Regions from separate parts of the Homo sapiens genome. Here region 1 is linked to region 2. A link is a contact called in ENCODE Hi-C or POLR2A ChIA-PET data. All regions are on one chromosome and are shown on one strand. Each heading gives the region's core, a stretch centred on a gene start or an enhancer-like site at or near the end of the contact. The rest is flanking DNA. Distances are from core to core; before and after follow the strand shown. Region 1 has its middle 75 kb from the start of ST8SIA1. Region 2 holds the start of RECQL (RecQ like helicase).

Region 1 (3,598 bases), core at 310-2,809, 910 kb after region 2:
TCCAAAATGCTCTAAAATCTGAAACTTTCTGAAAACTGACATGACACCACAAGTGAAAAATTCTACACCTGACTTCATGTAATGGGTCAAAACAAAATTGTGTTTTGACCGGGCATGGTAGTTCACACCTGTAATCCCAGCACTTTGGGAGGCTGAGGTGGGTGGATTGCTCGAGCTCAGGAGCTTGAGACCAGTCTGGGCAACATGGCAAAATCCTGTCTCTACCAAAAACGCAAAAAAATCAGTGAGGCATGGTGGCGCATGCCTGTAGTCCCAAACTGAGGAGGCTAAGGTGAGAGGATCGCTGGAGCTGGGGAAGTTGAGGCTGCAGTGAGCCATGATCGCACCACTGCAACTCCAGCCTGGGTGGCAGAGTGAGACCCTGTCTCAAAAACAAAGAATAAAAATAAAAATAAAAAAATAAAACTTTGTTTTTGTGCACAAAATTATTTTTAAATATTTTATAAAATTATCTTCAGGCTGTACATATAAGGTGTATATGAAACATACATGAATTTTATGTTTAGACTTGGGTTCCATCCCCAAAATATCTCTTAATGTATATGCAAATATCTCAAAATCCAAAAATAATCCCAAATCTGAAACACATCTGGTCCCAAGCATTTCAGGTAAGGGATAGTCACCGTGTACTATAATTGTCCCGTTTTACAAATGAGGAAATTTAGTCACAGAGATACTGTGATGGGTATTTATGAGTTTTATAAGTCAACTAAGCTAGGCTATAGTACCTAGCTATTCAATCAAATGCCAGTCTAGGTGTTCCTAAGAAGGTATTTTGTAGATGTGCTTAAACATCTGTAATCAGTTGACATTAAGAAAATCATTCTCCGTAATGTGAGTGGACCTTATCCAATCAGTTGAGATTTTCCTGAGGAAGAAGACATTTTGCCTGTGGGTTGCATTACAGGCCTGCCAGGCTGTCCTACAGATTTTGGACTACACACACGTCCTACCTTTCTGTTTCTCTGCTACAACCTTGACCTCTAGAGACATTAAGTATCTTGGAAGTAGCTTGTTCCCAGGCACACTGCCAGTAAGTGGTAGAACCAGTACAAGGACCTGAGCAGGCTGGGCCTTGAACCAAAGACTTACCCCACCACCACCACACTACCCCTCCTATGAATTCCAGTCATTAGCAGTCTAATTAAAAATTCAAGACGTGGCCCTGTGGGAAAAAGCAAAGAGAAAGAAAAACAAAACACACATGAATGCAAATAAGTCCAGTATAAAAGAGTTCACTGTGTGTAGGGATATGCAGAATATGGAGAATAGCACCAGTCCTTACAGAATATATTTTTGAGTTCTGTTAAGAAGTCAAAATGAAGAATTTGTATTTGCTTGGAAGAAAAGGAAAAGAGCATCTCCAGAGGAGTGCATGACACAGGCAAAAGCCCAAAGCAAATTCTGTAGAATCTGGCTATGGCAACCCGCCAGAATGAAAGTTAATGAGCAAAAAGCATGAAATCTGTATTAGTTCCCAATAGCTGCATAGCCGACTGAGGGCTGGAATCAGCTGAAATTCACTCTCTCACGTCTGACAGCAAGGCTGCTGTGTGCTGAGACCGTCGCTGGGGCTGACAGCCGCTTTATGTGTTCTCTTCACATAAGCCAGCTTGAGCTTCTTGAAAACATGATGGATAGCTTTCCAAGGTGAGTGTGGAGAGAGAGAGAGAGAGAGAAACTGACTCTATTATCTACTAGGACCTAGCCTCAGAAGTTGTGCAACATTTCTTTCCTTTATTTTCTGTTCTATTTTCAATTTCAAGTGGAAGTGCCCTATTCCACTTCTTGGTAGGCAAAGGTGACGTTCTTGAAAACTATGTGGGGCTGAAAATATCGTGTTGTCAATTTTGGAAAAAACAGTCTGCCGCACAATAAATCATGGGAGATTAGTCTGTTGTGAGCTAGGCCAGTATCTCCTTTAAACGCTTGTTGATAGAGACTTGGTGGGGAGATGGATGTATCACCCTCCAGCTGCTCACAGTTCCGTCACACTCTGCAAACAGTGATCTGGGCTTTGAAACCAAACCGTTGCATTTCACACCTAAACCTCAGAGATATGTGAAATGAGTATAGACACTGTCTGTGTTTTGTTATATCACAAGTTGGGGAGAGAATGCTCAGAGCTGAGTGAGCGAGCTCAGCCTGGGTGGCCAATACTCCGCTTGTGGCATTTGCTGGAATTAGAGCTAGGACGAGGCAGGTAAGGTCGTTTTCATTCAACCTAGAAAATGACTTTGGTTCAAAGCAGTAGCATGAACAGAATCTGAATGCACATGTTGACTATTCTTTCTGTCGGTGGCACATTAGCCCGGAGTTTCTGCTCTCCTAAGGTGGTGCCATGATGGAAAGTGCTATCACTACCCTGGCTCAAATGAGGCTTAGAAAGACAAGAAACTGGCTGGGCGCGGTGGCTCACGCCTGTAATCACAGCACTTTGGGAGGCCGAGGCGGGCAGATCACGAGGTCAGGAGATCCGAGACCACCCTGGCTAACACGGTGAAACCCCGTCTCTACTAAAAATACAAAAAATTAGCGAGGCGTGGTGGCGGGTGCCTGTAGTCCCATCTACTCGGGAGGCTGAGGCAGGAGAATGTCGTGAATCTGGGAGGCCGAGCTTGCAGTGAGCCGAGATCGCGCCACTGCACTCCAGCCTGGGCGACAGAGCGACACTCTGGATCAAAAAAAAAAAAAAAAAAAAAAAGACAAGAAACTTTTCGGTCTAAGGACATATCATTTTGCTCTGATTTGGAGCTGTTGTCTATCATTCACAGTTTCCCCTAAATGCGGCTTCTATGCTTTAACGCTAATTGAATCTTGGCTAGCTGAGTCATTCCATTTTGCATCTGTATACTTGTATTACCTTGCTTCTAGAAAGACTGTGGTGAAATACTCACTTGGAGTCTGACTTCTCTGACTGGAGAAACTGGTATTTCCAGGTATTTTCCTACAGCAATAAACACATTCTTCCCATCTATTGCTGTGCCAATCTATTTTTTCAATGCCAGTACCAAGCCACACTGAGTGATTCATCTATTTTGTCAATGACTTCTATCCGTTGCTAGTGTCCTAGTAATCTAATAGCAAGCATATGGGAGTTTCAAGAAACTAGGTAACAAGATAGAGCTGAAAGGGAAAAAACATATAAACGAACTTTGAAGCAGATAAAACACCACTATTAAAATAATTATACACATATATATCCATACAAATATATATATAACTTTTTACTCTTTTGTAGATTTGTAGAAATATTTATTAAACAGTTAAAACATGAGGGATATCCAACCAAATACCAATCTAGGTGTTGCTGTGAAGATATTTTGTAGATGTGCAGTGATGAACAAGAGACACATTATTGCTACCGTACAGTGTTTGAAACAGAGGAAACCGGGACACTGGGAGAGAGTGGAAGATGCTGAGGTCAGAGAAGGAGTCAGGGGCTAATTCCTATAGGATCTTGCAGGATTTTAATTTCAGTCTAAATGTAATGAGAAAACACGGGGTGGTGGGGTTAATAGAGGGGGCTTGATCTGGGGAGCTCTATTATCTAGATGTTTCTATACAATTGTATCTG
Region 2 (3,821 bases), core at 964-3,463:
GTGTATTTTACTTCAATAAAAAAGCTGAAAAAAATCATTTCTATAATCAGAATTTTTAAAACAAACTTTTTCAAATATCATACAAACAGAAATAGAACAGAAGGAAGAAGAAAATGTAATCATTGCTACTAACCTGAAACGGACGCCATTCTTTTTCTTTCCAAATTTGTTTCTAAAATAATCCAAATTTCTTTCTAAAAATAAAAGCACAACAGTGACAACAAGTTTTTAAAAATAGTACTATTAATGATGTTCACTCAACAGTAATCTGTCATTCCTAAGCACGGAAAATGTTAGAAAGTAAATTATATATTGCAGTGACCTTTCAAATAAGAACCACATGGTTCTTTTGACACTAATTTTTTATGGAAAACTCTATATTTCAGCTTAATAACCCACAACACTCAGAACGACTAACTCTCTAGATTTCAGAGAAGTGTCCAAAGTCACATAAACGTATACATGACAAATACAGTAGCAATGACACTCAGCAAACATCCACAAGATACAAAGTGATGTAACAAAAAACAGCAAACATTCAACAGGTCTAGCACCAATTGCTATGTGACTAAATTACTATGTTAGGCAAAGTTGCATATGCTGTTCCTCCAAGCCTCTTTCCCTACCTGTAAAACTGGGAGGATGGCAATCTTATAAATAAGTTGGATAGATTCAAATGTACCAGATTAAGCAAAATACATCAACATAAATAATAAAATTAATCATCTAACATTTTATTGAGCCCTTGCGTTAAAGAATTACAATATAAGCCCAATCTTAAAAGAGAAACTGGTATTCTACAGAAAAGCTAGATTTTCTAAGTTAGAGGTGGGGGGAGGGGAAAATGGTTTGTAATGATTTCTAAGTATCTATGAATGACTAAAACCTAAGCATGCATATGGACAAGTGGAAAATGGGGCTGGAGAGTAGAAACTTTAAATTCCCCATAATCCTAAAAACACCTCTTCTATCTCTCTAATATGGACATTTTCTAAAACTAAGATGCTCTCCAAAAGTCACTTCTGCAACACCTATCCTTAGACTGCTGACCTTACGCCCTTTCTACACAGAATTCTGAAGCCACCACTAGGCCGGAAAGATAGGCTGACTCTTTTTTGCCTTGCTAAAGAATGTGGAATAACCACACCATTAAAAGAAGGCTAAATAGGAGAGTAAACCAAGGATTTCTAATTCTTGATCTATACAAACATCTCTTCACGTAATGAAAATGTAACATTCCTTCCATAGACTGTAAGGTCCTTTAGCAGGGCTGGGGTTCAATCTCTTCACCTTTGTATCCGCACAGCCCAGGAAAATGCCTTGATGTAGTGAGGGCTCAGGTTTGCTAAGGTAGCAGGGGCTGTTTCTACCCTTATGAAAAGACACAGTCTATATCCAATTCTCCCCCACGATTTTAAATGACTCCTTTGATTATGCGGTTAAAAGACTGCTCCTTCCCAAAATGATGTGATTTAACAGCAAAAGATATCTCAACATAAAATGTATCCAGAAATTGAACTACAGCAGGTCTGTCACTCAGCAGTATAAGCTAGGCATCCACAGGAAGAATGTTACAGGGTGACAGCCAGTCATCAATGTTGGAGGAAACGCCACTGAGATACCATAGGCTAAATCCTCTCTCTCCCCGCCACCTGCATTTAGAGGCAATAGTAATTTAATATTAATAACGCCCGCCCTTCCGCTACTGTGAAGCAGGGGGTGGAAGAAGCATCCCCAGTAGTATTTACCAACAAATGGCAGCTGCTAATAAACAGGCTTTGGTGGCCAATCCTCCTGCATGGAAAAGAATGGGGAGATCAGAAGACCGGTCAGCAGGCGAACGTGCCCCTAAAGGCCCGAGTTCTCAGAGCAGGGCAGTGATTAACTTTCCGGTTTCTCCTCCGCCAATGTGTGGGCGAAAGGAAGTGATCCGCTACAGACCGGCCTCGCCCTGCAGCAGGAAAGGGAAGGATGAAACAAAAAGCGCACACCCTTGACCCTTCAAAGCTGTAACAGTAGTTATCCCAGAGCCTCTCCCCACCGAGAAGCCCGGTCTAACTCTCCGGTGTTTGACTGTCCGGTGTCCGACTGTCCTGTGTCCGACTCTCCGATCTCCGACTCTCGGATCTCCGACACCAAAGCACCCAGGCCTCGAGCAGATCTTTCCGCTACTCGGGAGTAAAATCTTCCCGCCAGCCAGCTGAGAGCATCCACCCTTCCGGGTCGGTCCGTTCAGCCAATCACAGATAACTCCCTTCTCTAATTGGTCAAGGGGTGTGGTCACCATGCGCGTCACCGAACAACATTACGAGTTATTGGTTGAGATTGGAAGCAGGTTTCGCCAATAGGAAGCGCTCTTAAAGCGGCAGTGAGGGTGGCTGCGTGTTTCCGGAAGACGTGGCGGCTCTCGCCTGGGCTGTTTCCCGGCTTCATTTCTCCCGACTCAGCTTCCCACCCTGGGCTTTCCGAGGTGCTGTCGCCGCTGTCCCCACCACTGCAGCCATGATCTCCTTAACGGACACGCAGAGTAAGCACCTGCTCCGGGGCCCCCGCCTCGAGCCGCGCACACCCATCGCCCGGCTGGGTCTCGCCCCTCCGCCGGGGTCAATGAATGAAGCTCTGGGTTGGGGGCGGTGGCCTGCGAGACAGAGCTAGGGCTGCTGGGACCCTAAGGGGCTGCCTTCGGGATGCCGGGGCTAGACTTGGACTGGCGGACCTGACCTGGGAGAAGAGTCTGTGGGGCAGGGTGGGACGCCCTATGTTGGGAGGGGAGCTTTAGCCCAGAGTCTGTCTCATTCCAGGGTCGCGCTGATCTCCTCATCCCCAGTGAGATGGGCGCTTTGTTCTAGGGGCTTGCCACAAGAGAAAGTTTGCGTGGTGCCCGCGGCCCACTCTCGGGATCGTTTATGCGCATGACACACTTCGGGTCCTCTACAAGTCCCTGGCTGGCTGGTTATTTGGGAGGCGGTATTTTAAATGTCACCTACAGTAGGCTCTTTTTGAAAATGTCCTTACGCTTAAATGTGGCATTTTGAATATTCGCTTTTTGCCAGTACTGTAAGCAACCTTTTAGAAGTCTCTTGAAACATTCTCACTTTTCTACCTGCTAAAGTTTCAAGCAGTAGAGAAAAGCCACTTTGTGTGCCATTAAAGGATATATTTCGTTAGTATTGTATATTGTGCTTTGTGGCTTGTTTTATTATTTTAGCATCGCTCTCTGCCTGCCACAGAGTTCTCCAGGCCTATTTCATCTCTAAAGCTAGCATTGATATCGGTTTCCTTTTCTTTCATTATAATATTTCCACTTTCCTACTGCTTTTTGTTAATATTAATAATTTTTGTATTTATGTCTGCCCAAGCTCTGTACCTCATATTTTGATGTTCATAAGAGTCTCTTTTTGTCTCACTTTGCTTTATCTGCCACGCCTTTCATTTCACTCCAGTTAACTCAGATTTTCAATATTTTAAGACTTAAACAGTGAATTGAAGTGAAAAATAGAAGTTTATTTAAAATGCCCTATTTTAAAGTGGAGTCTTCTTGTGGAGATTCAAGTCATGGCAGACCAACTTCACAGAGCTTCTAAGGCCTCCTACACACACTGCCACCCCCCAATCAGGCTGTCTTCCCTCCTGAGGCTGGACTGGGGCTGCCTCTTGGGGCCACCTGCCCCAAGGTTGCCGCCCACTTTGGTCCATTGGCCTGGCCTGTTCTGATCAAAGAAAATAAAAGTGTAGTCTTGAGGGGATAGGAATCTAGTGTAATAATAATTACTGGCAATTATATAAAGGTATTTTCTTTCAGTTAACCATGTGCTTTCATG

What was found. Hi-C counts contacts between places; a loop is a spot of excess contacts on that map. ChIA-PET counts read pairs that join two places held with the same protein, here RNA polymerase II (POLR2A). Pooled maps may share reads with other maps.
Region 1: a loop to region 2 is called in a map with no recorded cell type, with 4 times the contacts of the local background. The contact joins the enhancer-like site here to the promoter of RECQL in region 2. A Hi-C loop is called at or near these places in 3 of 37 single-sample maps with no recorded cell type and 3 of 50 pooled maps. POLR2A ChIA-PET finds 5 or more read pairs at or near these places in 1 of 52 experiments (CD8-positive, alpha-beta memory T cell).

Annotation. Positions count from the first base shown.
Region 1 is chr12:22,407,737-22,411,334 of GRCh38, forward strand. No RefSeq gene overlaps it. Among named protein-coding and RNA genes, the nearest start is that of ST8SIA1, 75 kb to the left of the region's middle. RefSeq lists a silencer at 2,073-2,152. Within about 2 kb of position 1,560, at least 5 of the 41 ENCODE cell types and tissues checked have a DNase peak (open chromatin) inside an H3K27ac peak, as active enhancers do.
Region 2 is chr12:21,499,422-21,503,242 of GRCh38, forward strand. It overlaps RECQL (RecQ like helicase), which reads right to left and starts at 2,214. Exons shown (of 15, transcript NM_002907.4): 1 at 1,749-2,214; 2 at 134-194. The coding sequence starts at 149. It overlaps GOLT1B (golgi transport 1B), which reads left to right and starts at 2,368. Exons shown (of 5, transcript NM_016072.5): 1 at 2,368-2,527. The coding sequence starts at 2,503. RefSeq lists enhancers at 1,498-1,567, 1,588-1,637, 1,678-1,867, 2,008-2,067, 2,018-2,725 and 2 more.